3 separate regions of the Homo sapiens genome follow, and all the other regions are linked to region 1. Evidence: chromatin loops called from intact Hi-C (ENCODE). Cell type or tissue: IMR-90. All regions are shown on one strand. Each heading gives the region's core, and the rest is flanking DNA. Links, peaks and the distances in the headings are about the cores only. Region 1 overlaps FAH (fumarylacetoacetate hydrolase). Region 2 overlaps ST20-MTHFS (ST20-MTHFS readthrough). Region 3 has its middle 40 kb from the start of BCL2A1.

Evidence for each region. Hi-C counts contacts between places; a loop is a spot of excess contacts. Peaks named below come from ENCODE experiments on the same cell type or tissue, not always from the same donor. Only the 100,000 strongest peaks of a DNase experiment are listed, where the experiment ranks them.
Region 2: it touches region 1 in a loop (9-fold over the local background); 18 of 110 quality-filtered maps call a loop at or near these places.
Region 3: a loop joins it to region 1, with 25 times the contacts of the local background. A loop is called at or near these places in 2 of 110 quality-filtered maps.

What each region holds. Positions count from the first base shown.
Region 1 is chr15:80,168,703-80,177,670 of GRCh38, forward strand. It overlaps FAH (fumarylacetoacetate hydrolase), which reads left to right. Exons shown (of 14, transcript NM_000137.4): 8 at 3,447-3,546; 9 at 4,312-4,442; 10 at 6,314-6,389; 11 at 8,835-8,881. Among named protein-coding and RNA genes, the nearest start is that of FAH, 20 kb to the left of the region's middle. In IMR-90, for the core only: a CTCF peak has its summit at 4,807; a DNase peak (open chromatin) is centred at 5,819; H3K27ac peaks cover 775 bases.
Region 2 is chr15:79,848,579-79,859,426 of GRCh38, forward strand. All of the region lies in intron 3 of ST20-MTHFS (ST20-MTHFS readthrough), which reads right to left. The region is part of intron 2 of MTHFS (methenyltetrahydrofolate synthetase); the gene reads right to left. Among named protein-coding and RNA genes, the nearest start is that of MTHFS, 43 kb to the right of the region's middle. RefSeq lists an enhancer at 5,129-5,630. In IMR-90, for the core only: CTCF peaks have their summits at 1,403 (motif pointing left) and 5,108 (motif pointing left); a DNase peak (open chromatin) is centred at 5,083.
Region 3 is chr15:80,005,869-80,016,716 of GRCh38, forward strand. No RefSeq gene overlaps it. Among named protein-coding and RNA genes, the nearest start is that of BCL2A1, 40 kb to the left of the region's middle. RefSeq lists enhancers at 2,265-2,434, 4,397-4,456. In IMR-90, for the core only: no CTCF peak of the experiment used is centred there; a DNase peak (open chromatin) is centred at 5,303; H3K27ac peaks cover 818 bases.

The DNA of each region.
Region 1 (8,968 bases), core at 969-8,968:
TATTCGGTGCCATGTTTTTTGCAGATCTGTGCTTTTTTGGCTGTTTCATTGTTTTTTTATAATGACCCCAAGTGCTGTGCTAAAGTGCCGTCTAGTGTCCCTAGCACAGGAAGACTGTGACGTGCCTTATGGAGAGAATATGCGTGTTAGTAAGCTTTGTTCAGGCAAGTTACAGTGCTGCTGCCTCAGCTCAATGTTCATGAATCAACAAAATATATTACATAAAGCATTTTTAAGCAGAAACACACATAAAACAGGCTATATAGTTAGGTTTTGATTAGTTGATAAAAATTTTCTGACCAAAGGCTTGAAGGAACCTAATCCTGTGTTTCCTCTAGGAAGTCATTCTATATTTGCTAATTCTGTGTTCATGGTGACTTTATAAAAAATAATTACCTGGCCGGGTGTGGTGGCTCACACCTGTAATCCCAGCACTTTGGGAGGCTGAGGTGGATGGATCACCTGAGGTCAGGAGTTCAATACCAGCCTGGCCAACATGGTGAAACCCCGTCTCTACTAAAAATACAAAAATTAGCTGGGGATGGTGGTGGGTGCCTGTAATCCCAGCTACTTGGGAGGCTGGGGCAGGAGAATCGCTTGAACTGAGGAGGCGGAGGTTGCAGTGAGCTGAGATCGCGCCACCACACTCCAGCCTGGGTGACAGAGCGAGACTCTGTCTCAAAACAAAAAACAAAAAACAAAAACCCAAAAATAATAATTACCACGAGTGACAAGAGTCAAGTGTATCAGCCCCATGGCTGGGCCCATACAACCTCAGAACTGTGGTCACTTTAGGCTGCATACTTTTTTATTTGTTTTTTGTTTTGTTTTGTTTTGTTTTGTTTTTCTGAGATGGAGTCTCACTCTGTCACCCAGGCTGGAGTGCAGTGGCACTATCTCGGCTCACTGCAAGCTCCGCCTCCTGGGTTCACACCATTCTCCTGCCTCAGCCTCCCGAATAGCTGGGACCACAGGCACCTTCCACCATGCCTGGCTAATTTTTTGTATTTTTAGTAGAGACAGGGTTTCACCATGTTAGCCAGGATGGTCTCGATCTCCTGACCTCGTGATCCACCTGCCTCGGCCTCCCAAAGTGCTTGGATTACAGGCATGAGCCACCGCGCTCGGCCAGGGCTGCACACTTTTTTAAATTAAACTTTTTATTTTGAGGTCATTGTAGACTCACATGCAGTTGTGAGAAATAGTACAGAGATCCCAATACCCTTCACACAGTCTCCCCCAGTGGCAACATCCTTCGTAACCATGGTGCTCTATCACAACCTGGATGTTGATGTTGATACAGTCGGTCCCACCACCTGAGGATCCCTCATGCTGCCCATTTTTCAGAGGGGACACTGAAATCTGGGCAGCCCCCAAGGTGAGGGGACCAGGGAAGTGATGGAAAGGAGGAGCTGACCTGGGGGAGGCAGCGCTCCGGGGACCTGGCAGGGTCTTCAGCATCTGCTGGGTTGTCTGATGCCCAAGGTTGGAGTCAGTCTCCGTGTGGGAAATGCAGACAGGCAGATGGAGGGGGCTTTCCCATAGTCAGCACCTACAGTTTTAGGCGTTGCCTCAGGAAGCTCTGAGTGCCTCATCACTGATGGTGTAGAAGAAGCTGTCATGGGGCCACCGAGTCAGGCTGAGACAGTGGGAAGCCCTGGTTGGTGGAGGCAGGCTGAAAGGCCCGTCTGCTTTTCTGGAGCTCCCTGTCTCTCCTGGGCTTCCCTGTGATTTCTCTGGATTCAGTCCAGAGGAGGGAAATGAGTGGGCACTGCCGAATAGCCCGTGGATAGCAGGGCATTCCCTGCCAGCCCTCTGCCTCCTCCTGCCTTAGCAAGGGTACTATGTGAGACTGCGGGAGGAGGACCCCCAGCTGAGATTCATCAGAGCAGGGCATCTGAGCCCTGGTTTGGGGCCATGGTCTTCTCTCTGGGAGAACTAAGGACTCTGCAGGCAGACACTTCACCTGTTGAGAGGGAGAGAGAAAAGACAGAGAGTCAGCATGTGGAGAAATGGTTGGGGCAGAGAGCCCAGGTCACCTGGACTAGTGCTTTTGGGTTCTTTTTTTCATCTTGATGAAAAATTTGCAATGTTTAACTATTGTCACAGAACAAATAAAATGGTGACTAAGTTTTGCAAATGTCATGGCTGAGTCTATGTTTTTCAAAGAGATTTTCCCAAATTTTTCTTTCTAATGATGCCTGGCTAGTCTGCTGGTTCATGGACATCACGTTGGTGCTGTTTTTCTTTAGAGGTAGTGGGATGACAGATAGGGGTTAGAGGCCGTGGGGTGTGCTCTCTCTGGTACTATTTGCTGCATGAAGGAGGCAGTCTTTTGGTTTTTCATTTTTCATTAAAAAAATTTATTTTTTATTTTTTATTTTTATTTTTAAATTTTATTATTATTATACTTTAAGTTTTAGGGTACATGTGCACAACGTGCAGGTTTGTTACATATGTATACATGTGCCATGTTGGCGTGCTGCACCCATTAAGTCGTCATTTAGCATTAGGTATATCTCCTAATGCTATCCCTCCCTCTTCCCCCCACCCCACAACAGACTGGATTAAGAAAATGTGGCACATATACACCATGGAATACTATGCAGCCATAAAAAATGATGAGTTCATGTCCTTTGTAGGGACATGGATGAAACTGGAAACCATCATTCTCAGCAAACTATTGCAAGGACAAAAAACCAAACACTGCATGTTCTCACTCATAGGTGGGAATTGAGCAATGAAAATTTTTATTTATTTTATTTTTTTATTTTTTGAGACAGGGTCTTGCTCTGTCACCCAGGCTGGAGTGCCGTGGCGTGATCTCGGCCTGCTGCAGCCTTGACCTCCCTGGCTCAAGCAATCTTCCCACATAAGCCTCCCAAGTAGCTGGGACTGCGGACATGTGCCACCATGCCTGGCTAATTTTGTTTATTTTTTGTAGAGGTGGGGTCTCACTATGTTGCTCAGGCTTGTCTCAAACTCCGAGGCTCAAGTGATCCTTCCACCTCAGCCTCCCAAAGTGCTGAGATTATAGACGTGAGCCACAGTGCCTGGCCTGGTTTTTCATGACATGAATACAAACCCTGATAGTTTCAGTTTTACAAGCCTCATGTGGCTGTCAAGTCTTGAAAGGCAAAGGCTGTATGGGATGAAGAGGAAAGAGCAGAGTGGCCTGGGATGCACTGAAGGGAGGGGAGGCTGCTTTGGAGCTCAGGGGAGTGGAAGGAAGGCCGATGGCGGGGGCAGGGCACACCACTGCACTCTGCTTTCCTGAGGCGTCCATCTGACCTCTGACTTAGAAACACAGTGGATTCATGCCAGGCCCCTGTGGCAGTCCTGGTCCATGGCTGGAGTTTGGAAATACCTGACCTTTGCTCTCTAGGTGACAAGTGACCTGGGCGGCAGATCAGCTCCAGATTCTAATGAACTCTCCCCCATGTAAGGCTTTTTTTGTAGGCCCTGGAAACAGATTGGGAGAGCCGATCCCCATTTCCAAGGCCCATGAGCACATTTTTGGAATGGTCCTTATGAACGACTGGAGTGGTAATTACTGGAGCTCTGCTCCTGTAGAGATGACGGGGAGGAGGCTGGGGACTTGGGGCAATTTCATAGAAGCTGAAGATCTGGTGCAGGTCAAAAGTGGCAGGTGATGCAGTGACTGAGAGTGGGGGTCTGGGTATCAAACAGACTTTCAGCTCTAAGAACTCGGGCCACTCACTTAACTCCTCTGAGCTCCAATTTTCTCGAGTGGCTAGGGACACGGCTGACATCATAACTAATATTTACTGAGCACTTATGTGTCAGGCCCTGTGCTTAACACCCTTCGTATATTCTCCCGCTGATCCCTACACGGTATGTGCAATATTATCTTCCCATTTTACAGATGAGGAACTGAGGCACAGGGAGATTTCAGTTAGTTGCTGAACTAAGATTTGAAGCAAAACAGTCCAGCTTCTGAGCCTGAGCTCTCAACCCTTTGCCATACGTGGGAGGAAGATGGCACCATAAGCCCCAGAAAGTGTCTCTCTCATAGTTTGAGAATGAGCTTCCAGCCCCTTCCTGGGAGATATCCTGACCACCGTTTGGTCATCCTTCTCTTTGCTGTAACCTGGCACAGTGCCCTCAAAGGACCTCTGTCCTTGGCATTGAATGCTCTTGCCCCTTTGTCCTGGGGCAGCCTGACTGGGGCTGATCTTTGTGGAGATGGCAGTGCTAGGTGTCTCTGCTCCTTGGTCAAGGGCAGGAGGGGGTCGTTGGGAGATGCCCTGATCAGCCTTTGTAAGTCCTGGCTGTGCCCTTCTTCTGCAGCACGAGACATTCAGAAGTGGGAGTATGTCCCTCTCGGGCCATTCCTTGGGAAGAGTTTTGGGACCACTGTCTCTCCGTGGGTGGTGCCCATGGATGCTCTCATGCCCTTTGCTGTGCCCAACCCGAAGCAGGTAAGCACATTCTCTGCAGGAAGCTCCCAAACCCAGCCCTGCTGCCTCTGAGGCTGCTTGCCCACTGAGTGGACATGCCAGGCATGCAGACCATCAGGAGGGAAGCTCTGTGCCCACGGCATGCCCACAGCAGAGTGCCTGGGAGTTCCTGGCCACGATTACTTCCAGGCAGCCAGGGCATCATTCTCCCTTGTGGTTTCCCTGGCCCTGGCACAGTTCTTGGAGAAAACACAGAATTTTGTAACCTTAAGAATCTTGCAAGACCCGGGGGATCTGGCCAGTTGGCAGGAGGAGTCCCTGCAGGTACCAACATTGCACAACCTCCCAGGTGGCCATCAAATCTTGTTCTGTGCAAATGGCGCCACCTGGACCCCAACTCATAGAATGCAGCTTGGAGCCCAGCAACAGGGAGTCCCTGCAGCCTCTGGTTCCCGGCACCGCTTGGTCTACCACTGGGTCTAGGCCTTGACCCCTGGTTCCAGTCCTCCCTTCTCAGCCTGTTGCAATCTGCCCCACTCCATCACTGGCAACACCTGGCCAGAGTCACCTGTGACCCGATAGTCAGTGTCATGACCTTGTGTCCCCTTCAGCATGGACTTCCTGTGGCCCCTCACTCTTGTTGGCATTCCCTCACCCCTTGGTTTCTGGCATGTGACCTGTCCTCGTTCTCCAGTGTCTCTGAGTCCTCACGATGCCCCTCTCCAATTCTGACCTCCCTGTGGGGATCCAGGCTGAGCTCCCAGCCATTTGCACATCCTCGCTTGAGCATCTCACCACGCATTTGCTGGGGGCCTCTACCAACACCCGGTGCTGGTCCTGCACCCACACTGCTCTCCCATGCTCCTCTGCCTCTGGGGTCATCTCATGTTTGCTGTGCTACAAACAACCCTGAGGTCTTTCCTTGCAAGCCAGTTCTAGTGAAGTCCTGTGGGGCTTTCACCCTCATCCCTTGCTCTCTCCTCGCTGCTCCCTACCACAGCACCCCCTGCCCACCCTGGTCATTTTCAGTCGCCAGGACTTGACTTTCTCTCTAGCTGGCAGCGGCCTTGTCTAGTCTCCCTAGGGCTGCAAGGCCACAGCCTCTCTTTGCTTGTCCTCCAGTCATCTGCCTTCTTCCGGGTCGGTCATCACAGGGTTTTGCCTGCCTTCCTCTGTGCCAGCCCTTCCCCAACACCATTTAGGTACAACACTACTATTCCCCCTCTGAACTATTATTTACTTAATGTTTTCCTTCAGAGTGGCTCCCAGTTTAAACTTAATATATTAAGAAGGGAACTTTATATTCCTACTGGCATCACTAGCTACACTGTTTCATAACCATTAGTATCACCAAAAACGATCTCATGTCCCGTGGGTGACTCATGTACCATGCTTTGGAAAACACTGCTTTTGGCCGGAGTGCAGGCGTTCTGGCCCAGCCATCCAAGCTGCCTCCCTAGCTGGCTCCAGCACCAGCCAGGGCTGTCTACTTCTGTTGTGACCCCTCTGCCTTCCAGGGGCCCTGCAATGCGCTTTCAGGCCCAGCCTTTCCTCACAGGCCAGGCTTTGTTCTCCATCTCGGCCTGTCTGCTGCCCACCTTCCCTTTCTCTCCCCTCCTGTGGCTTTCAGGAACATCTCTGGTTTGGCTCCTGTGACCTTTGACCTGCTGATGCCCCTTCCTTGGCTGCATTTCCTAGAGACCCACAGTATGATCCCCCCTACTGCTATCCAGGGACACAGTGCTGGGTCCCTGGAGAGGGAATGCTCCTGCTGTCTCAGACCCTCTGCCTAGGGGAGCAGGTGCTGCTGGGGGCCTGGCTGGTATGGGGGCCCAGCCGGGTGAGCTCAGCCCACCTGCCAGTGACCTCTGTGCTGTGCTTTGCCCTCTCAGGACCCCAGGCCCCTGCCGTATCTGTGCCATGACGAGCCCTACACATTTGACATCAACCTCTCTGTTAACCTGAAAGGTATGTTGTAGGGGGACTGACATGGCCAGGAGCTCTGAGGCAATGTGTGCCTGTGTGCCTTGTCCTGAAGGCTCCTGAGCTTTGGCAAGGGTGAGGGCACGTGCTACAGCCCTGGAGATGTGTGTGGCTCGTCTAAAGGAAAGAGGAGGGGAGGGGAGGGGACACCCTGGTGCTCACTGGGAACCTAACTGGGCCCATAGGGCATTAACCCTGTCACTGAGCTCTCAGTGGTAGGGCTGAAAGGATGGAGTCCGGGACTTCCATCTTCTGCTTGAATCCCCTCCCCAGCCTCTCCAGGGGCTGCCTGGCTCCTGCTCACATATCGCCACTGACCCTCACTTCCGTGGTGGGTGGCACATTTCATTGAGTGCCTGTTTGAAAGCATGTCCTTGTGGGTCTGTTCGCTTGGCTGAGCCCCTGGGGCCACACAGAGCCAGCGCATCAAGACCCCAGATTCCCACCATGGGCCAGCCCTGAGTGTCTTGCAGACAGACCCGAGATCCCCACCCTGGGCCAGCCCTGACATAGACAGGGCCCACATCTCCCTGTGGCTGCTCAGCCCGCCTCCGCGAACAGGCCCAATGGGGCGTTGGTAATAAAGAGACTGGCTCTGCAGGCCATGACTCTGCTGCTCAGCTGTGGGACTTTGGGCAAGTTGCCAAACCTGGCCATGTCCTCATTTGTCATCTATGAAATGGGATAATAGCGGCGTTGACCTCATGGTGTGTTGTGAGGACCAAACATGTCAATTCATGCAAAGGTCTGGGACAGGGTCTGTACCTAGAAAGAGTCAGGTGTCATTTTCCAATCCCAACGGGGGCCCTCGGATGGGGAGGGTTTGCCTGGTGGCCACACACAGACCTCCTAGCCACACTCTGGCCAAATCTCCTTTTTAGCTCCATTCCATTCCTTTTTCTTTTCTTTTCTTCTTTTTTTTTCCCCCGAGATGGAGTTTCACTCTTCTTGCCCAGGCTGGAGTGCAATGGTGCGATCTTGGCTCACCACAACCTCTGCCCCTGGGTTCAAGCGAGTCTTCTGCCTCAGCCTCCTGTGTAGCTGGGATTACAGGCATGCGCCACCATGCCTGGCTAATTTTGTATTTTTAGTAGAGATGGGGTTTCTTCATGTTGGTCAGGATGGTCTTGAACTCCTAACCTTAGGTGGTCTACCCACCTAGGCCTTCCAAAGTGCTGGGATTACAGGCGTGAGCCACCATGCCCGGCCAGCTCCATTTCTTTCTTCTGTCTGCTCTGTCTGTACACTCCAGGCTTTGCCATGTCTGTCTCACTGTCAGTTCCAGGGTCTCGGCCCTTCATGAGGTGGTTCCTGTCAGGAGGCGCAGTACACTGCAGGAGCTGTCGCCATGGGAGCAGGATGCTCCATGGAGAAAGAGCTGTCACAGAGAGCCTCCTGGCTGCCCAGGGCCCTCTGGGAAGCTGTGCTGGGCCCGCTCTTTCAGGTTCCAGGTCAGGAAGCTGAGGCTCAGAGAGGAAAAGGATTCACCCCGAGCCACCTACCTGGCTAATGGCAGGGCTGGGACTCAATCCAAGTGTGTCACAAGTTCTAGGTTGGCCTCCTGCCACCCACAATGCGTGCTTGGAGTATACTTTCTATCTGGTTTTGTCCTCAGTATTCCTGGCTGCCTAGAGGTGAACCTGCCCGCCCGGGGGAGGCCACTGGTAGAAAAGGGACAAGATTATCCAGAAAGCACAGTGTCCAGAGATGTAGTCCTGCATTTGCAGTTCTGATGTTCTGAGTTGGGATCTGGGCGAAAGGGTCTGGGGAGGAGCAGCCTTGGCAGACCCAGACCTCGCATGGCTGAAGAGCACACCTGTTCTGTGCCACCTCAGAGGGGAAGTTAGGACCAAGGGAGGAAGCCAGGTTTTGAGGGAGCAGAGGAGCTTTCTACTTATTAGTGCTGTTCAGAAGTGGAACGGCAACAGCCCGGTACCTTGCATGTAGTAGATGTTTAGTAAATATTGTTTAGTACGTTGTGAAGTAGCACACTGCCCATCACTGGAGGAGCTCGGCAGGGGACAGATGACCCAGCTATCCAGAGGACTCCTGAGGGGACAGCAGGTTATCCTTGATCAAAGGTCACAAGTAGCTTTCAAATGGCACACTATCTTTAGTGGATTTGCGGGTGCCAGGATCACTGTGTTAAGAAGGATTCTGAGGCTACATATGGACTCAGAGCAAACATGTGCTGTGATCAATTAATGCTGCCTGCTGTAGGCGTGGGAGGAGGAAGTGATGACTTGTGTGCATGTATTGGCCAACCCTGGACCTCCCAGCTCTGATGTCCTAGGAGCTAATTGTTTCACAGACTCTAAGTGAAATCATGTTGGACAATGGGAAGCTTCAGCCACAGAACAATTCTTTTTTTATTTTCCTCCCTGATGCATGGAATTAAGTTTTCATCAATATTGCTTTTCTTTCCAACAGGAGAAGGAATGAGCCAGGCGGCTACCATATGCAAGTCCAATTTTAAGGTAAGCTTTGACGCTGATCAGACTGCTTTTTAGAATTGAGGGAAAGAGAGACTTTTCTTCCTGGCAGGAACAGGAGGAGAGCATTCC
Region 2 (10,848 bases), core at 1,391-9,390, 320 kb before region 1:
ACAATACACAAGAAAGAAAAGGCAGAAGTTTGGAACATCCACATTTAGGTAGTTGGAGGAAAAGAATGAAGAAATGAAACAGAGATAAGAAAACAACGTTCTCAAATCCCTTGAGCGAGAGTTAATCTACTCCCTCTTTTCTTGTTACTCCCTGTACTTTGATCACAGCTCTCACTGAAGTCTACCTTGTACCACAGTTGATGGTACACGTCTCTGTCTCCCTCACTGGACAGAAAATTTCTTTGAGGGCCATAATTTTTCCAATTCCTCTTTCATCCTTGGATTTTAATAGAATTTTAGGCCAAAGAAACCCTGAAAAATGAATATTTTGCCTGCAGAATGGATCAATCCTAGCATGACATCCTCTATTTTAATAATTCCGAAGTACATAAATTTGGCTCAAAGAGGCAAAAAAATAAAATAAAATAATAAAAATATAACTTTGTATGGCTGCTTTTTCAAAATGAGTTTTACACTTGAGAAGCAAGACGAGAATGGTTTTGGATTCCCAGGTAACTAAGGCTCGGAAACAGCCCTTCCTAGGTGGAGGTCCTTACATCGTACATGCGGTGTTGTTGTTGTAGCCCTGCCCACAGAACTGTTCCTGCTGCTCCCTTCAACCACGGGGATCACAGGTTGCTCCTGGCCTCAGGTCCTTAAGATATACTTCCTAGTCTTCTCCCACTTCTGCTACTTGTTAAATCCAAGTGTTTTCCCTGAAACACATCATGTATTCTTTGCTTGACTTTATTTGTTGTCATCCTTGAAGCTCTTCCTGTGCCTTACCACCATCCCCACATGCATCACCCACCCCACACACACCCCTGGGGCTCCTCACACTTTGGGAACACTATGCTGGATGTTTTTCCTCCTCAAAGGTGACAGCTCAGTGGGGCTTAAAAATCATGCAGAGGCTCAACAAGCTTCCCTCACACACACTGGTCCCACTAATAGAGGTAGACACCAGAGACACCTTCACACACCACAAGGTCAGAATTCAATAGGGGAGACAGAAGAAAAACCTTAGTCCGTGCACAGTTCTGCATATGCCTCTGGCATTGCTCTGTTTTCAAATCGCCAAAGACTCATTAATAGCGTCCACTGACAGTGCAATGTGCAAGAGCCAACCTGCTCTGATTTTAATCCTGTGTGCACTTGCTTCACATTCTGTGTTAGTGGGCACAGAGCTCTCTAGATGTCATAAGATTGTTCTGCAGAGTCATGGTTTGTTGAGTGTTTTTCTCCAGGCTTCGCTACCTTTCCAATGTGATCTTGCATTCCAAAACTACAAAGCTAACCTTTGGAAAACTCACCCAACCCCACATACTGCATTTATTTGCTCAAAAACATCTTCCGTCTTTTCATTTGGTGCTGGCTCTGAAACAGCAGTGCCCTCTGGAGGCAGTCTGATGTGGTGATTAGGGGCATGGGCCCTCAGGCTATTTCTTAGCTGTGTGATCATAGGAAAGCTACTGCAATCTCTGTGCTTCCATTTGTTTTCTCATCCGTAAAATGGAGCTGGTCATGAAAACTGTATTAGATAATGCAACATATCTGTTCACAACAATTGTATTTATTAGGATACCTTTCTATTTTTTTAAAAAGAAATCTCAGGCACTATTTCTTGAACCAGGTAGCAGGGAAAGGGGTATAGTTTCTCCAATATTTCAAGTATTTTTTGACCAGAGCTTTTACAATCTTACCTTAGAACTGGCTCTTACATGTTCTCTCAGCAAAGGGGTTCAGCAGAGCCAAAAAAAGAGGAAGAAAACCAGGGGAGAATGAGGTTATAGAATGCAGATTAGCACATTTTTCCTACAAAAGACCAGAGAGTAAATAATTTAGGCTTTGCAGGCCTTAGGGTCTCTGTTAGAACATAACTCTGCTGTGTAGTATGAAAGCAGCCAAAGACAAATGTAAATGAATGAGTGTGGCTGTGTCCTGATAACATGTTATTTACAAAAACAGGTGGAGGGCCAGATTTGGCCTGTGGGGCTGCAATGTGATAACCCCCATCATAGAACATAAGGAAAGAGAGTTTCAGGGAGAGAGAAGTAGACGCAGTGTCAAATGTGGCAGAATGGACAAGTAAGGTAAGGACACAAAAATATCTATTAGATTTGGCAACTAGGGAATCACCGGGGCAAGGATAATATAAGTGGAGAGATGGGGACAGATGCTGAGCTGCAGAATCTTCGTTGACCAGGAAAAAAGCCTAGGTAGTAGGCCTCGAAAAAAAATGAAGAAGTAAGATTCTATAAATGCCTCTACTTCCTGAGACAGAAGTATTAGGCTCTGAGGATTCAGTTCACCGTACAAAACATTCTTATTAATTCTGGCAGCGAGGTAGCCTGGGCCCCTGACACCTCCTAAGATGTCCTGAACTCAGACTCCCTGTCCTGAGCTTTTCAGAATATAATCAGTTCAGCTAGTGGACTGTCTTTACTGTAATACTGAAAAGAAGGCTGAAAATAAGTGTTAGAGCCCAAGAGGTATGTGGGCACCTTCCTATCTGCACACCTTTGCTCCTGCGACATTGTTTTTCATTCCTGTAAGGGTTTTCTACTCTTTTTGTTAACTTATTTATCATAACAATCATAATATCACAAATCTTAAACTTCCATTGAGTCCTCCCAGTCCATGCAGTTTGGTGTGACCAGCTCTTATCCTATACTGTAAGAATGCCTGTGGTCCATTAAGTAGTAGGAATCCTTCTCCCTTCCTTCTAGGAACAGAGCTTTTGTCTTTCCCCAGAGAATTTGAGCTCAGTTCTGTTTACCGTGAAAAAAAGAATGACAGTGAAGGATATAAGGGATATAATGAGTAGTCCCCTTGCTGTATTTATTTTAGCTTCCTGACTATATCCAAGGAGTGACTTGTTCAGATTATCCTGTGAGATACCTAACTCTTAACCAAAGTCCTGCTTCTAGAAGAGAAGGAGAGCACAGAAACTAACATTTGTAAAGCGCCTACGATGTGTCAGCCAAGATGCCATATCCTGGAAAGAGAAGGATGAATAAAACCAGCTGGTCAGTACATCTACCTAGGGAGGCAGGAGGGTGGGAACTATTATCCCCATTTCACAAAAGAATAAACTGATGCTCAGAGAGGTCAAATTACTCCCTAAAGTCATTCAACTCATAAGAGACTCAGCTCATAAGAGGTGAAGCTGAGGGCTTGCTGTTCCAGATGGATAATATACATGGTTCCTATTACCAAAAGATACAAATGAGATTAAGTAAAGGTATGGAGGAAACACAACAAGGCCAAGCATCTTAGAGGTAGTACAGGAGAGGGGTTAAGTGTGTAGGATTCTAGACAGGCTGCCTGGGTCTGAATCCAGCACTACCACTTATTAGCTATGAAACATCATCAAAATTACCTTCACCTAAAATCTAGAATGGATAAGCATATTATGATGTAAAGAGTCTCTAAGCTATTAATACCAAATGTCAACTTAATCAACTGCTGCATGCCTACTCCTCAGGCCACGTGGCTGATTACAGAGAGACACAGGTACTTCCATCAAACATGCTTCTAAAACATGAAGAAGCTGAAATCCTAAAATAAAATACAGAACCAATAATTCATGATAGCTCTTGAGGCAGAACTGTCAAAAATCAATACCATATGTTTTGAACTCATTATGATTGCCTTAGAAAGAACAGACTGAAGCACAACCTCCTTGAATCACTCTTCATATAAAACAGTACAGCACATACAAGGCAATAAACAAAACCATTTACATGACTGCAGTAATAAAATATATTCAACTTCTGATTATATACAAAAATTGGGTTTTTAAAAAACATGGTTCCCTGCAAATCTATAACATACTTAAGGAGGAGTTAACTGAGCCACCTATTATTATAGACTGTTAATTTTTAAAAATTACATTGTAAACATACCTTCACTCTTTCTGCTATGAATGGTCACAACCTATTTTGGCCATCTGGGAATATTCACACTGAATCAAACACACCGTAGTGAGAATCATCTATTAAAGACATGACCACCATAATTGATCACTTCTGCATTCTTACTATAAAATTCTTTCTTTTAACACAGATACTAACATTTGCACCAGAATACAGCGACCATATTTGTCACAAAAGCATTAGAAATAAGTACCAACACCATGTAAGGTGGCCCTTCTCCTAGTATCCCTGGATGACACGGGTCATTCTGCTAATCAGTTACTGAGGTATTCAGAATATAAGACAATCTGTGTGCATCTTATATTTAAAACCCAAGTGTATTATGGGTTCAAGGCTTTCACTCAATCTTATGAACACTATGTGTTTAAATGAAGGAAGCAGGAGGTGACAGGAATTTAGACTCTTCTAAGTAAAGCTGAAAAAGCTAATAAGAAATGTGGATAATATTTAGTGACTTGGCTGCTGAAGATCTCACAGCAGCACTTTCCTCCTACCTAATCCAAAGAGCCTAGAAAAATATCAAGGACAAGAGGCCAGGAGTCAAGATAAAATGGGTTATAGAAACCAATCCTTCTACCCATAATACAGGTTCACCCCTATAAGGATATCTCAGGAAGGATACGAAAGAAGAGTGGCTACCTCTGAAACAAAGTATTAAAGAACAGGAGACTTGGATGAGAAGACTATTTTACACTTTCATAGTACTCTTCTATATGGTTTACATTTTTATCATGTGCATATGGAACCAAATTTTAAAAAATATCATCCTTATATTTTTTAAACACAAACATCAAGGACAAGAGCCTTGGAGGCAGTCCTGCACAGCAGTTATCTGTGCAGGCTTTTACAGAGACTGCCCAGGTTTGAATCCCATAACAACCATTACTAGCTAAGAAACATTAGTAAAGTTACTGAAATTCTCTTTGAAACCCAATTTCTTCTTCAGATAAAAATAATGCTATTTTAGAGGGACTAAATAAAGGAGATAAAACTCTAGTAAGTGTTCAATAAATTCTAGCTGTATTATACTTGGGGATATGAATAATGCCTATCCTCCTTCTGTTGACTCTGAAAGTTATTTCTTGAGTCATAATACTAACACTACAAGAGCTATCATGCAGATTTCCTATCAGCCCAAACCATGTGCAAGGGTGGGCCTAGCTCTCTACTGCCACCTCCTGTCAGCTAGAAACATGCAGAGCGGTCCGTAAGAAACTGCTCAAGCCTTAGGCAGAGCAGGAGCCGTGATGGCTCACTGAAATACAGTCTCCGAAACACGTGTGATAGGAAAGCATTCCTCTGTTAGAAATAGCCTTTCTCTTTAAAAGGCTCCTTTGAGGTGTATCTGTTTACAAACCAAGAAAAATGAAGTTGCTCTTTTATAATTTCTTTCAGCACATTCAGCTGTGTGCTAGACACTGTGCTAAGCTCTTTGCAAACATGACTTAATTTAATCTTCCCAACAAGATGATGTAATTTGCCCAAAGTCATACAGCTAGGAAATGCAGGCCTGGGAATGTGAATGGTAGTGTAGCTCTAGTGAAGTGTGGAAGCTCTTTGTTCTTTCCCTACGAAATTAAAGCAGACAGGGAGAGCGCTGCTTATTTGCCTTGGTGGTGGAATCAGTCAAACTGGATGCAGCGTCTGTACCAGTCAGGTCAGGGCCATGGTGAGGGACAGAAGGCACACTCAAACTAGGGAAACTAGAAAAGATTAATAAAGAGATGGAGATGCTTAGAGAAAGCAAGAGAGATGGTACAGTCCCTGGGGTAGCTGACTGTACCAACAACTTGGCCTGAAGGTGCAAGGGGAAGGGCTGGGGAGGGCATGGTTATAAGAACCCGCATAGCTGCGATGAGAAGGCTGCCTGACTGGAGTGTGGATGTGCACTGGGGGCGAGGGGTAACACCCTGCAGCCTCTGGTCTTCATTGCTGCCTGCTGATGTAGTCCACAGAGGCTGGTCTTCCTTGCCACTAAGCAAGTAGAAAAGATAGACAGTGGATCTAGAGGTGGCCAACCAAAATCACCTAGCAAAAGACCAAAATATGGTTATTATCAGTGGTTACTCCTGGCTTGGAGATTTGGGCTTATTTTTAATTTATTCTTTATGTCTTATCTTTATAAGAACAAAGCTATTTTCCTTTAGAAAAAAATATTTTTAACAATATGCAGAAAAATTTCCAGTCTTCTTTTTGAAGAGGTACTTCAAACATGCTATTTTCTTAAGTATGTTTTTTATATCTTAAGCCTACTACGTTGTCTAGAAAATAACTCTAAAATCATGTCAACAGATAATAGTAATTTGATTTACATTATTTTCTTAATCAACATCATCATCACCATCACCATAAACAACTACAATTGTATATGAAAGAAGCAAGCTAGGTTGCTGCAGACTGAAAAGTGGGAATGGTGTCCCAATACTTTACCACTGGGGTTTGCAAACTATAGCCTGCAAGTCAAATCTGGTCCACTGTATGATTTTGTACATAAAGTTTCAATAGGACACAGCCATGCTCTGTCTTCACACTAAAACAGCAGAATTGAATCACTGCAACAGACACTGTATGGACTACAAAGCCCCAGATATTTACTATCTGGCCCTCTGCAGAAAAAGCACCCTGCCAATCCCTACTTTACAGCTTCTGCCATAAGGTTTTTAACAAAAAAAAATCTATACATCAGCTTATCCTATCTTAGCAGATACTGACAAAAATAAAACTTACTGGAAAAAAATATAATTTAAACTCTCTTTACTGCAGATATGTAAAAATGCTCTGCAGAAAATAGGATCCACATCAGCAGTAGCTTAATATAAATGGCATTTCTAAATATTATATTTATTTGGCATCTGAGTTGTTGATAATCAGATGGACCTAAAAATGAAACAGAGAAGACATTAGAACTTCCTATTATTTTTCACTAACTGTAGGCAACCTCTGCTTGTCTGATTTTACTCATCTGTAAAATGGGTGGATGGAACTTTTCAATAACTTTTTTATTAACTTTCATTTTAGGTTCAGGGGTACATGTGCAGGTTTGTTATACAAGTAAACTCATGTCACAGGGGTTTGGTGTACAGATTATTTCATCACCCAGGTACTAAGTATAGTACCCAATAGGTACTTTTTCTGATCCTTTCCCTTCTCCCACTCCCCATCCTCAAGGAGGCCTCAGTGTCTGCTGTTCCCCTCTTTCTTCCATGTGTTCTCATCATTTAGCTCCCACTTATAAGTGAGAACACGCAGTATTTGGTTTTCTGTTCTTCTGTTGGTTTGCTTAGGATAATACCCTCCAGCTCCAACCATGTTGCCGCAAAGGACATGATCTCACTCTTTTTTATAACTGCATAATATTCTATAGTATATATGTACCATATTTTCTTTATTCAGTCCACTATTGATGGGCATTTAGGCTGATTCCATGTCTTTGCTATTATGAATAGTCCTGCAATGAACATATGTGAGTATGTGTCTTTATGGTTGAACGATTTATATTCCTTTGAGTATAGACTCAATACTGGGATTGCTGGGTCGAATGGTAATTCTGTCTTTAGTTCTTTGTGGGATCATCACGTTGCTTCCCACAATGGCTGAACTAATTTACACTTCCACCAGCAATGCATAAGCGTTCCCTTTTCTCCACAATCTCACCAGCATTTGTTATTTTTTGACTTTTTACCAATAGCCATTCTGACTGGTATGAGATGGTAGCTCACTGTGGTTTTGACTTGTATTTCTCTTATGATGAAAAAATTTCAGCATTTTTTCATATGCTTCTTGGCCATGTATATGTCTTCTTTCGAAAAGTATCTGCACATGTCTTTGCCTACTTTTTTAATGTGTTTGTTTTCTTCTTGTAAATTTAAGTTATTTATAGATTCAATATCTCAGATCTCTTTAGAATCAAAGCTTAGTGACTCTGAGAATTTAAGGACAATACCTTGTTTATCTGTGTGATTCAATCAAGAAATAAATTAAGTCAGTCACACACACAAAAAAACAAACATTATATGATCCTAATTAAATGAAGTCTTGAAAGCAGTCAAACCCATAGAATCAGAAAGTAGAATGGTGGTTACCAGAGGCTGAAGAAAGGGGGGAAAGAAGAACTGTTTAATGGGTATAGATTTTCAGATATGCAATATGAAAAATTCTGGAGATCTGTTGCACAGCAATGTGAATATACTTAACACTCCTGAACTGTACCTTTAAAATGGTTAAGATGGTAAATTTTGTTATGTGTTTCCTTACCACAACAAAAAAAGAAAGAAAGAAAGAAAGAAATTAGGCATTTAGGGAAGAGTCTAGAGGGCAGTCCATCCTATGCTCACATTCATGTGAGGGTGTACTCAAGAAAAAAAAGTCTAGCTTACTCTTAAAAGCAGTGAAGAACAATTTCTTCAGATACAGAAATACAACGGTGTTTTGGAGCTATTTCTATTTTTCTCAGTTTTTAGAAGATGAGCTCGCAAAGTCACTTTTTTTTTTTTTTTGAGACAGAGTTTCGCTCTTGTTGCCCAGGCTGGAGTACAGTAGCACGATCTCGGCTCACTGCAACCTCCGCCTCCCGGGTTCAAGCCATTCTCCTGCCTCAGCCTCCCAAGTAGCTGGGATTACAGGCATGCACCACCACGCCCAGCTAATTTTTATATTTTTTTAGTAGAGATGGGGTTTCATCATGTTGGCCAGGCTGGTCTCGAACTCCTGATCCTCAGGTGATCCACTCACCTCGGCCTCCCAAAGTGCTGCGATTACAGGCATGAGCCACCGTGCCTGGCCCACTATTCTTAATTAATTATTGCACAGTATGATTTCCAAGCCTTAAGAGTTTAGTAAAATGGAAACTTCTTCCTGTCTTTCACCATTTTTTTACTGAACTGTTAAATGAGCACTTGAAAGTCCTGCAACCTCTCTGGTTCAGTATATTTAACTAAAATAAAATTACACAGTACATTATATTTCTTCAGCTTGCTCTCTTCTTGCATGCCTAAGAGGACTCATAGCCCAGCTAATATGAGCCTTGTGCCATCTAGAACAAATTCTATTACAGCAAGTCTATGATAAAGTAACCTATTACTTTGAAATAATAGTACATGGATTTTATATAATGTGCTTTTCCAGTTAGTTCCAAGTGCCTTTTCACTGCAACTAGCCTTGTTATCTGCTTCAATAAGTCCTCTTCTGGTGGGGGAGAAACTTGCTCTTAAAACCCAAAATCCGGCTGGGCACAGTGGCTCACGCCTGTAATCCCAGCACTTTGGGAGGCCAAGACAGATCACGAGGTCAGGAGTTCGAGACCAGTCTGACCAACACGGTGAAACCCCCGTCTCTACTAAAAATACAAAAATTAGCTGGGCATGGTGGCGCGTGCCTGTAATCCCAGTTACTCAAGAGGCTGAGACAGGAGAATTGCTTGAACCCAGGAGGCAGAGGTTGCAGTGGGCCAAGATTGCGCCACTGCACTCCAGCCTGGGTGACAGAGCGAGACTCCATCTCAAAAAAAAAAAAAAAAAAAACATAATCCTCTCTAAAACCTTCTAAAACAGCTTTACAGGAAAAGAGCAGAAAAAAGTTTGAATCAAAATTTAATGGATTCAAATCAATAGTCATTACTAATGACTCACTTTATGGAAGGCCCTGCCCAAGGAACTACAGATAACACAGAGATAAGTTACTATTCATGCCCTCTAGGACCTAACAACCTGGTCAGCTAAAAATGCATCTAATCAGTTGTCTGTAAAGAGATTATTAAATAATAGTAATAAGGGGTAGAATAATGTAAGTTCCAAGGTAATAGGTACAAAGGAAGGAAGTTGTATTCCCTTGAGAAGGGAGTTAAACACAGGAAAACCTCACTAGGGAGGTGGCCTATTGTATCAACCACGAAAGGATGAGTCTTTCAGAAAGGAAAAGTCTTTTGGAAACAAGAACACCTGGGTTTTAGCCCTCCTCTGTTTGTGTGACTTCGGACAAGTCATTTCCCACCTAGGCCTGTTCTCTTATCTACAAAATGAAAAACTGACTTAGATGATCTTCAAATCCCTTCCAATTCAGATAATCCCCTATGTGCCAATTAAATAACTAAAGGATACAGAAATTGGGAGACTGAAGACAAATCTGTCTCTGTGGACTAACAATAAATTTGTAAAACACTGACATCTGCTGGAAATTAAGAAAACTATTCAATCCATCTCATAAATAGCCTTTAAAAACCTAGTCTTGAATACTTTGTTTTGAAAACATGTTATCAAAGATGCAAGTTTCTTATGAAATTATATCTTCTAATATTTTATTTTATCAAACTTAAGAAAATTGTGAAGAAAATAACTTTAAAATTACTTCAGAAACGTCTGTTTCCATTTGGAAATTTGGGCCTATGCTCCTACGCTTTCCTATATGACAAAAATAACCAGCTTAACAACACAATGGACAAATTTCTATTTGTAAGAACAACAAATATAAACTGATCCGGAATACACTTAACAATATACTTAACAGGACCAGTGCAGTAACAACATGACTAGAAGCAAAAGCATTTACAAAGGAACACAGCAAAGTCCTGGAATAAATGGGGAGGCACACCATATTCCTGAAGAAGACTGAATATTGCACAGAAATCCATTTCCCCCAAATTAATCTACAAATTCAACACAATTCCAATCAAGCTCTCAAGGGGATTTTGGAAAAGAAACTAACAAAATTCTTTTACAGTTAATCTTAAAAAATAAATTTAGAATAGTCAGCTAAATTTTTCAAAGTAGAATAATGGGGCAGGACTCATCCCACCAGGTATTAAAATCCATTGAACAGCCATTATACATCTATATTCATCAAAATACTATGGCACTAGTGCCAAAATAGGCAGATTCCACAGATAGTTTGGAAAAGACAAAAACATCCAGATACA
Region 3 (10,848 bases), core at 1,670-9,669, 160 kb before region 1:
GGCCTCCTCCCAGCATCAGACTCAAGTCCCTGTAAGGCTTCTTCCCTACCCAGATTAGAGGGCTCTGGAAGAGGAGCCACTAGTAATTCTTCGTCTTCTTTGGCATACCCTCCAGCAGCCTCGGAGCACTCTGTGCCTGTGAGGTTGCTGAAACATTGCAGACTGACTGGCTCCGGGCTTCCATCCATCACCATTACTGGGGCTGGGCCAACACTGGCATTTTAAAGGATTCAGCAATTAAGGTCATTAGTGGAATAAGGTGATCTCACAGGTGGAGCAGGCCTCAGCTGCTTCAAAATACAAAAAGATCAGACTGTCTCCTGAGATTTTTCACAGGCAGGCTTTGTTGATTATGGTGTTGAAAGGGGCAGTAAAGTCTTAACACTGGGTGCCAAAGGCCTGTGGCAGTCCAGGTGGGTTGTTTCCTCAATTCCTCCTTACACTCCACACCCTTGCATCTCTTTTTTTTCTTTCTTTCTCTTTTTTTTTGAGATGGAGTCTCGCTCTATAGCCCAGGCTGGAGTGCAGTGGTGTGATCTCGGCTCACTGCAACCTCTGCCTCCTGGATTCAAGCAGTTCTCCTGCCCCAGCCTCCCGAGTAACTGGGACTACAAGCACGTACCAACACACCTGGCTAATTTTGTACTTTTAGTAGAGTCGGGGTTTCACCATGTTGTCCAGGCTGGTCTCAATCTCCTGACCTCAGGTGATCCACTTGCCTCAGTCTCCCAAAATGATGGGATTACAGGCGTGAGCCACGGCGCCTGGCCCATCCTGGCATCTCAATTCTTCACAGCAAAATTCTTGAATTGGCTGAATATCTTGGAAAACGTCCTCTCACCTTCATCAGTGAGTAAGAACACTAATATAAACAAACATCATTCAAATTAGCTAGAAGGTGAGCTAATGAGGACGAGTACTGGGCAGTAAGTGGGAAGTCCTATTGTGTTGACCATTTGTCCTGGAGCACAGCAGCACCTGTTGGGCTCCCTGCTGGCCTCCTTTCCTGTGCCTGTGGTTCTCTGACTCTCTTCTACAGACTCTGTAACTCCCATGTCCCAAGCTTCAAGACTGGGAGAATTAGGGAGCTCCAGAAGCTTTGAGGGGCTTCAGCAACAAGGCAGTCTGGCTGCTCGTCCCTGTGTCACAGAGACCTGAGTCTCTGTCCTGAAAACCCATCTGGCCCCTAGCCTTCTTAGAACCAGTGTACTCAGCCTGGGTCTCCAGCGAGTGCCAGCTCCGAACTTCCCATTCTTGTGTGCTCTTACTGATAAAGACTCCTGCCATTTCTTGCAGGGCAAAAGATAATATTCAGAATTTGTCTCTGCTTCCAGTCTTTATCATGATTCAATAAAAGCAAAAATGTGATAGTTACATAAGCTAAACAACAGACTTCAGCCGCATGGCTGATATCGTATTCTATCATGTTTTATGTCCAAACAAAAGTTTTTTTTTCTTGAGACAGGTTCTTGCTCTGTTGCCCAGGCTGGAGTTACAGTGGTACAATCATGGCCCACTGCAGCATTGGCCTCCTGGGCCCAAGCAATCCTCTGATCTCAGCCTCCCAAGTAGCTGGGACCACAGGCATGCACCATTGTGCCAGGCTTTTTTTTTTTTTTCTTCTGTAGAGACAGGGTCTCCCTGTGTTGACCAGGTTGATATCAAACTTCTAAGTTCAAGTGATCCTCCCACCTCCAACTCCCAAAGTGCTGGGATTACAGGCATGAGCTGCCACGCCTGCCCTCCCATCAAATTTTTTTGCCAATGCATTCCATCCCTGCTCTGCGAAGTCAGGATACTGGTGTGATGTGAGTGAATTTAGCTGAAATATTGAGAAAGACATGTTATGCATACAAGGATATGTGCGGCCTCGTCCATGCTACACTGCTGTTCTCAGAGGTAGTTCCCCTGGAACTGCCCCCACCATTTGCAAACATCCTCTTTGGTTTCCACAAGCCAAGCGTCCAAAGAGCACATCTAGCTGCAGATTCCTGACCCTTTCAACCTGCTTCATTTAGTTGGAGTTAATTGCTCCATGCTCAGTCAAGTCACAAGAAAAAAACCACAGGTGATTATTACTATAGTCCAAAAGCCGGCCTTTTCTAATTTGATGTATGGACACATTTTGTATGACATTTAGGAAAATGAGGCGTAAGTGGCTCCAAATGAAATTCGGTCATATATAATTACCACATAGCAAAAGGAATGTAATTCAAAACTATTAAATAAAAAAATTGTCCACATTTGAGAGTTAAAGATCTTCCACTAAGGATAAATCTTCTTTAAAAATATGGTTATTGTGGCCTAGGGGTCTCACTTACACCTCAACAAAGGTAAGTACAATGAAAAGTTCATTTTAACGTCACATTTTATCATGCCCTTGACTGCATTAATATTTCTAATAGCTCATCTCTCTCATTTGAACCCTTCAAGCCTTGGACCACTTGGGGGTTTTTGTTTTATTTACCTCATATCGTTGGAGAGAGTAGTATTTTAGTGATATATAATAATGTCTCAGGCCAGGCGCAGTGGCTCACACCTATAATCCCAGCACTTTGGGAGGCCAAGGTGGGCAGATCACCTGAGGTCAGGAGTTTGAGACCAGCCTAGACAACATGGTGAAACCCCATCTGTACTAAAAATGCAAAAAACATCAGCCTGGTGTGGTGGCACGCATCTGTAGTCCCAGGTACTCAGGAGGCTGAGGCAGGAGAATCGCTTGAACCGCGAGGTGGAGGTTGCAGTGAGCTGAGATCACGCCACTGCACTCCAGCCTGGGTGACAGAGTGAGACTCTGTCCTAAAATAATAATAAAAATGTCCCACTTCCCATTTTCTAGTCTCTCTCTGTTATTGTCAACCCTTTATCTGCAGATGCTTCGACACAGCTATTTTTTCTACAATGAAGAAGAAGCTAATACTATCCTGACATTCTGAAAAAAGAATAATCTCAAAATATACAAACTTTTCTCATAGCTTAAAAGATAACATGAAAAAAATATGTCTCTTCAAGTGACTTTTTGAAATATGTTCACTGGGTATCATATTTTCACATCTTTAACAGTACCTAGCCACCTAACCTACAGAAGTGGAAGCATGGGACCTTCCGACATTCTCTTGCTCCTTGCAGCCCTCAACCTACAAGGAGTGAGTAGTGGGATGGGGAACTTCTATAAAGGCCCCTCAGAACTGGGCACAAACAGGACCAAAGGACCAAAATGGTACTAAAAGGCTGGAGGTAGAGCCAGAGACAGGAGATGCAAACAGAGGTGCCATGTCCAGGATGCAGGAGAGTCCCAGCAGGCATGGAAATGGACTTCACAATGTGGGAGGTTAGACATAAAACCCCATGAGAACCTTCCTAGGGGGCAAGTCAAGAAGCAGAATCAGAGGCCTGTGATCTCCACACTCTGTTTCTTTCTTTTTTTTTTTTTTTTGAGACAGAGTCTGGCTCTGTCGCCAGGCTGGGGTGCAGTGGCGTGATCTCGGCTCACTGCAACCTCCACCTCCTGGTTCAAGCGATTCTCCTGCCTCAGCCTCCCAAGTAGCTGGGACTACAGGCACCCGCCACCACATCCAGCTAATTTTGGTATTTTTAGTAGAGATGAGGTTTCACCATGTTGGCCAGGATGGTCTCACACTCCTGACCTCAAATGATTCACCTGCCTTGGCCTCCGAAAGTGCTGAGATGACCTGGTGATTCACCTGCCTCAGCCTCCCAAAGTGCTGGGATTACAGGTGTGAGCCACTGTGCCTGGCCTCTTTTTTTTTTTTTTTTTTTGAGATGGAGTCTCGCTGTGTTGCCCGGGCTGGAGTACAGTGGCATGATTTCAGCTCACTGCAACCTCCACCTCCCAGGTTCAAGCAATTCTCCTGCCTCAACCGCCCAAAGAGCTGGGATTACAGGCATGCACCACCACACCTGGCTAATTTTTGTATTTTTAGTAGAGGCAGGGTTTCACCATGTCAGCCAGGCTGGTCTCAAAACTCCTGACCTCAAATGATTCACTCGCCTCGGCTTCCCAAAGTACTGAGATTACAGGCGTGAGCCACCATGCCCTGCCAGACACACCCTGTTTCTTTCTTTCTTTCTTTCTTTCTTTTTTTTGAGACAGAGTCTTGCTCTGTCACCCAGGCTGGAGTGCAGTGGCGCGATGTCAGCTCACTGAAACCTCTGTCTCCCGGGTTCAAGCAATTCTCTGCCTCAGCCTCCTGAGTAGCTGGGATTACAGGCACCTGCCACCACGCCTGGCTAATTTTTTGTATTTTTAGTAGAGACAGGGTTTCACCATCTTGGCCAGGCTTGTCCTGAACTCCTGACCTCGTGATCCACCCTCCTGGGCCCCCCAAAGCGCTGGGACTACTGGCGTGAGCCACCACACCCGGCCAGACACACCCTGTTTCTTGTATGAGTTCTGTATTTTTGTGTGCCACACAAGGTTGCTTTGCATTTGGTAGTACCAGAGGTTTAGGTTGGCACCCCCTCAGATGATGACTGAACAGCTCATTGGCACAGAAACCTGGGTGGTACTCTGGGAAGGATGCCAATGGACACTCAAACAATACTCCTGCTGATTTTTTTCAGCCTACTTGCCTGACACTTAACAGTCAGCAGCCCCACTTGACCAGTGTAATGGTTAAAAGCAAGGAGCCACTTTTATGGGTTTGAATCCTGACTCTGCCACTTAACAAGTTGCATGATCTTGGGCAGGTTACTTAATCACTCTGTTTCCCTATATGCAAAACGGGGATAATAATAGCACCTATTCCACAGTGGTGTGGAGATTGCATAAGTTAATACAAGCGAAGATCCTACAAGGCCTGAAACATAGTAAGCACTCAATAAATATAAATACTAGATATTATTGTTGTTTCCACTCTTTTGGAACCTTCCACCTAATTTTTCCTGCCTCCCCAGGATCCTCCAAATTCCTTACTCACATTTCTTTACCACTGTAGACCAAAAGTCCTTATTCTCTCATGTTACCTTACAGTAGCCCTCGAGTTCCTGACAGAAGAGCCTGATTACTTTACAAAAAAAGCCAACCCATCTCATAAACTATAAAACAAAAAAAGATAAATTGGTTTTATCAAACTTAAAGTATTCAAAGGATACTGTTAAGAAAACGACAAGATGAGTCACAGATTGTGAGAAAAAAATCAAAATCTGTATATCTGACAAAGAACTTGTGTTTAGAATATATAATGAACTCTTGTCCTCAGTAACAAAAGACAACTTTTAAACTCAACTTCTAAAAATGGGCAAAAGATATAAATAGGCATTTTGCAACAGATATATAAATGACTAACAAGCAACTGAACAGAGCTCAACATCATTAGTCAACATGGAAATGTAAATTAAAACCACATTGAGAGGCTGGGCACGGTGGCTCACGCCTGTAATGCTGACACTTTGGAAGACCAAGGTGGGCGGATCACTTGAGGCCAGGAGTTCGAAACCACCCTGGCCAACATGGTGAAACCCTGTCTCTACTAAAAATGCAAAAACAGGTAGCCAGGCGTGGTGGCGGGCACCTGTAATCCCAGCTACTCGGAAGGCTGAGGCAAGAGAATTGCTTGAACCCAGGAGGCAGAGGCTGCAGTGAGCAGAGATCACGCCATTGCACTCCAGCCTGGGCAACAAGAGCGAAACTCCATCTTAAAAAAAACAAAACAAAACACACACACACACGCACTGAGAGACTGCCTCTCAATACCCTCTAGACTGGCAAAAATAAAAAAGATTGATAATACCAAGTGTGACGAGGACATAGAAGAACTGGAACTCTCATACACTGCTGGTGGGTGTGTAAAATGGTACAATCACATTGGAAAATAGTTTGGCAGTTTCTTATAAAGTTAAACATAAACTTATCATACAACCACATAATTCCACTGTCAGTATTCTACTTAAGAGAAAAATATGTCTACCCAAGGAAGTCTAGTCAAATTTTCATAGCAAGTTTATTTATAATAGCCCAAAGCTATTATAAATATAATAGCCCATTCAAATGCCATTAACAGGAAAATGGATAAACAAAATGGTATATCCGTACGTGGAATACTAATCAACAATAAAAAAGAATGACTTACTAATACATGCAACAACATGAATAAATATTTTAAAATAATGTTAAAGTAAAAGAAGCCAGACACAAAAAAATTCCCTATCACATAATCCTGTTTACATGAATTTCCTGAATAGGCAAAACTAATCTTGTAATGGCAGAGAAAGCAAATGAGTGGTTTTCTGGGGCTGGGGTATGGGAATCGGCTGCACAGGGGCATGAGGGAACTTTTTGAGGTGGTGGAAATATTCTATATCTTGATTGTGCTGGCTGGCGGTTACACAGGGGGTTTACGCTTGTCAAAACTCATTGAGCTGAAAAAGAAAATCCCACATTAAATGGTACATTTAAAATGGGTGCATTTTATTATATGTAAATTTTTCCTCAGTAAAATAACTTTTTAAAAACAACCAGCCCATTTGTTTAGCAACAAAAAAATTAGTTCTGCATGCCCCGGGGTGGCAGGGAACAAGATAGCTAGAGGCCAGAGAGGGAGTCAGTTGACTCTTTCTTAAATAGACTTTACTTTTTAGTAGTTTAGGTTCTCAGCGAAATTGAACAGAAGGTACGGAATTTACCATTCACTTCCTGTTTTTATATCCTCACAGCCTTTCCCACTAACAACATCCCACTCCAGGATGATACATTTGTTACATTTGATGAACCTACATTGACACATTATTATCACCCAAAGTCTAAATTCACTTTTGGTGCTGAACATTCTATGAGTCTGGACAAATGTATAATAACATGCACCCATCATTATAATATTATACAGAATAGTTTCATTACCATAAAAATCCTCTGTGCTCTGCCTGTTCATCCCTCCCTACTCCCTAACCCCTGGCAAACACTGACCTCTTTACTGGCTCCATAGTTTTCCCTTTCTAGAATGTCATATAGTTGGAATGATACAGTCTGTGGCCTTTTCAGATTGGTTCCTTCCACTTAGTAATATTTAGCATCCCTTCTTATCTTTTTATGGCTTGATAAATCATTTATCTTTATTACTAAATAACGTCATTTTTTCTAGATGTATCACAGTTTATTTATCCATTCATCTATTAAAGGGCATCTTGATTGCTTCCAAGTTTTGGCAATTATTAATAAAGCTGCTACGAACATTCATGTGCAGGTTTTTGTGTGGACAAAGTTTTTAACCATTTGGGCAAATTAGGAGCATGATTGCCGAATCATATGATAAGTCTATGTTGTGCTGTGTAAGAAATTGCCAAGCTTGGCTGGGCATGGTGGCTCATGCCTGTAATCCCAGCACTTTTGGAGGTCGAGATGGGCAGATCACCTGAGGGCAGGAGTTCGACCTCACCTCACCAAAGAAGATATACAGGTGGCAAATAAATATATAAAAAGATGCTCACATCTGTCATAAGGGAATTACCAATTAAAACAACGAGATACCACTACACACCTATTAGAATGGCTCCAATCCAAAACACAGACAACACCAAATGCTGGCGAGAATATGGAGCATCAGGAGCTCTCACTCATTACTAATGGGAATACAAAATGGTACAGCCACTTTTGGAAGAGAGCTCAGCAACTTTTTTTTTTTCTTTTGAGACAGAGTTTCGCTCTTGTTGTCCAGGCTGGAGTGCAATGGCACAATTTCAGCTCACCGCCTCCGCCTCCCAGGTTCAAGCAATTCTCCCGCCCCAGCCTCCTGAGAAGCTGGGATTACAGGCATGCGCCACCACGCCTGGCTAATTTTGTATTTTTATTAGAGATGGGGTTTCAGCATGTTGGTCAGGCTAGTCTCGAACTCCTGACCTCAAACCCTCCACCAGCCTTGGCCTCCCAAAGTACTGGGATTACAGGCCTGAGCCACTACACCCAGCCTGCTTCCCCATTTTTTAACCAGTTTGTTTGTTCTTATGGTTGAGTTTTAAGAGTTCTTTTTTTTTTTTTGAGATGGAGTCTTGCTCTGTCGCCAGGCTGGAGTGTAATGACACGGTCTCATGGCAACCTCCGCCTCCCGGGTTCAAGCGATTCTCCAGTCCCAGCCTCCCAAGTAGCTGGGATTACAGGTGCCCACCGCCACGCCCAGCTAATTTTTTGTATTTTTAGTAGAGACAGGATTTCACCATGTTGGCAAGGCTGGTCTCAAACTTCTGACCTTGTGATCTGCCCACCTTGGCCTCCCAAAGTGCTGGGGTTACAGGTGTGAGCCACCACACTCAGCCTATTTTTTTTTTTTTTTTTTGAGACAGAGTCTTGCTCTGTCGCCCAGGCTGGAGTGCAGTGGCGCAATCTTGGCTCACTGCAACCTCCGCCTCCAGGGTTCATGCCATTCTCCTGCCTCAGCCTCCAGAGTAGCTGGGACTACAAGTGCCCGCCACCATGCCTAGCTAATTTTTTGTATTTTTAGTAGAGGTGGGGTTTAACTGTGTTGGCCAGGATGGTCTTGCTCTCCTGACCTGTGATCTGCCCGCCTCAGCCTCCTGAAGTGCTGGGATTATAGGCGTGAGCCACCGCACCCAGCCTTACGAGTTCTTTGTATATTTTGGATAACAACAGTTTATCAACTATGTCTTTTGCAAATATTTTCTTGCATCCTTGGCTTGTCTTCTCATTCTGTTAACAGGGTCTTTCACAGAACAGAACTTTTAAAATTTTAATGAATCCCAGCTTATCAATTATTTATTTCATGGGTTGTGCCTTTGGTGTTTTATGTAAAAAAGTCTTCACCATAACTAATACCCAATACCCAATGTCACACAGATTTTCTCTTGTTGTCTTCTAGGAGTTCTATGATTTTGCATTTTACATTTGGGCCTATAATCCATTTTGAGTTAATTTTTGTGAAACATGTAAGATCTTTGCCTAGATGTTTTTTCAAGTGTTTGGCCAGTTCTTCAGCGCAATTTGTTGAAAACAATATCTTTGCTTCATTGTATTGCTTTGTCGCTTTGTCAAAGGTCAGTTGACTGTATTTATTTGGCTCTATTTCTGGGCTCTATTCTGTTCCATTGACATATTTGTCTATTCTTTCACCAATACCATACTGTCTTGATTAGTGTAGCTTTAATAATTAGTCTTGAAGTTGGGTAATGTCAGTCTTCCAACTATGTTCTCCTCCTTCAATATTGTGTTGGCTATCCTGTCTCTTGCCTCTCCATATAAATTTTAGAATCAGTTTGGCAATATGCAGAAAATAACTTGCTGGGATATTGGTTGGGTGTACTTGGCCATTCTTGCTTTGGTGTAAAGGAATACCTCAGACTGAGTAATTTATGAAGAAAAGAGGTTTAATTGGCTCACAGTTCTGCAGGCTATAAAAGCATGGCACCAACATCTGCTTGGCTTCTGGTGAGGACTTCAGGAAGCTTACAATCATGGCATAAGGCGAAGTGGGAGCAGGCATGTAACATGACTAGAGTAACAGCAAGTGAGCCAGTGGGGGAGGGCCTAGATTTTTAAACAACCAGATCTTGAGCAAGAATTCAATTCTCACCAATGGGAAAGTGATAAAACATTCTTGAGACATCCGCCCCCACAATCCAATCACCTCCCAGGCCCCACCTCCAACACTGGGAATAGTATTTTAGCATGAGATTTAAAGGAGACAAACATCCAACTTATACCATTGGGATTGCATTGAAATTATAGATCAAGTTAGCAAGAACCAATATATTGACAATATCGGATCTTCCTATGAATGACTATGGAATATATCTCCATTTTATTTAGTTATTTGATTTCTTTCAGCAGAGTTTTATAGTTTTTCTCACATAAATCTTGTGCATATTTTGTTAGATTTACACTTATTTCATTTTTTGAGGTGCTAATGTAAATGATATTGTGTTTTTAATTTCAAATTCTAATAGTTCATTGCTGGTATATAGGAAAGTGATTGACTTTTTTGTATTAACCTTATATCCTGCAAAGCTGCTATAAGCACTTATTAGCTCCGGGGTTTTTTTTTTAATCTATTCTTTCGGATTTTCTTTTCTTTTTCTTTCTTTCTTTTTTTTTTAAATTGAGACAGAGTCTTACTCTGTCACCCAGGCTGGAGTGCAGTGGTGCAACCCCGGCTCACTGCAACCTCTGCCTCCTGGGTTCAAGTGATTCTTGTGCCTCAGCCTCCTGAGTAGCTGGGATTACAGGCATGCACCCCCATGCCTGGCTAATTCTCGTATTTTTAGAAAAGACGGGGTTTCTCCATGTTGGCCAGGCTGGTCTCGAACTCCTGGCCTCAAGTGATCTGCCTACCTTGGCCTCCCAAAGTGCTGGGATTACAGGTGTGAGCCACCACCCCGGCTCTTTTAGATTTTCTACGTAAACAATCATATCATCTGAGAGCAAAGACAGTTTAATATTCCTTCTTAATCAGTACATATTTTCTTTTCTGGTCTTATTACATTATTAGATCTTCCAGTATGACACTGAGAGGTGACAGTGTGCTGGCAGTCCTCACAGCCCTCGCTCGCTCTGGGCGCCTCCTCTGCCTGGGCTCCCACTTTGGCGGCACTTGAGGAGCGCTTCAGCCCGCCGCTGCACTGTGGGAGCCCCTTTCTGGGCTGGCCAAGGCCGGAGCCGGCTCCCTCAGCTTGTGAGGAGGTGTGGAAGGAGAGGCAGGGGGGGTACCGAGGCTGCGCGCTGTGCTTGCGGGCCAGCGTGAGTTCCGGGTGGGCGTGTGCTGGGCAGACCCCGCACTCCGAGCGGCCTGCGGGCCCCACTGGCCCTGGGCAGTGAGGGGCTTAGCACCTGGGCCAGCAGCTGCTGTGCTCAATTTCGCTCCCGGCCTTAGCTGCCTTCCGGCG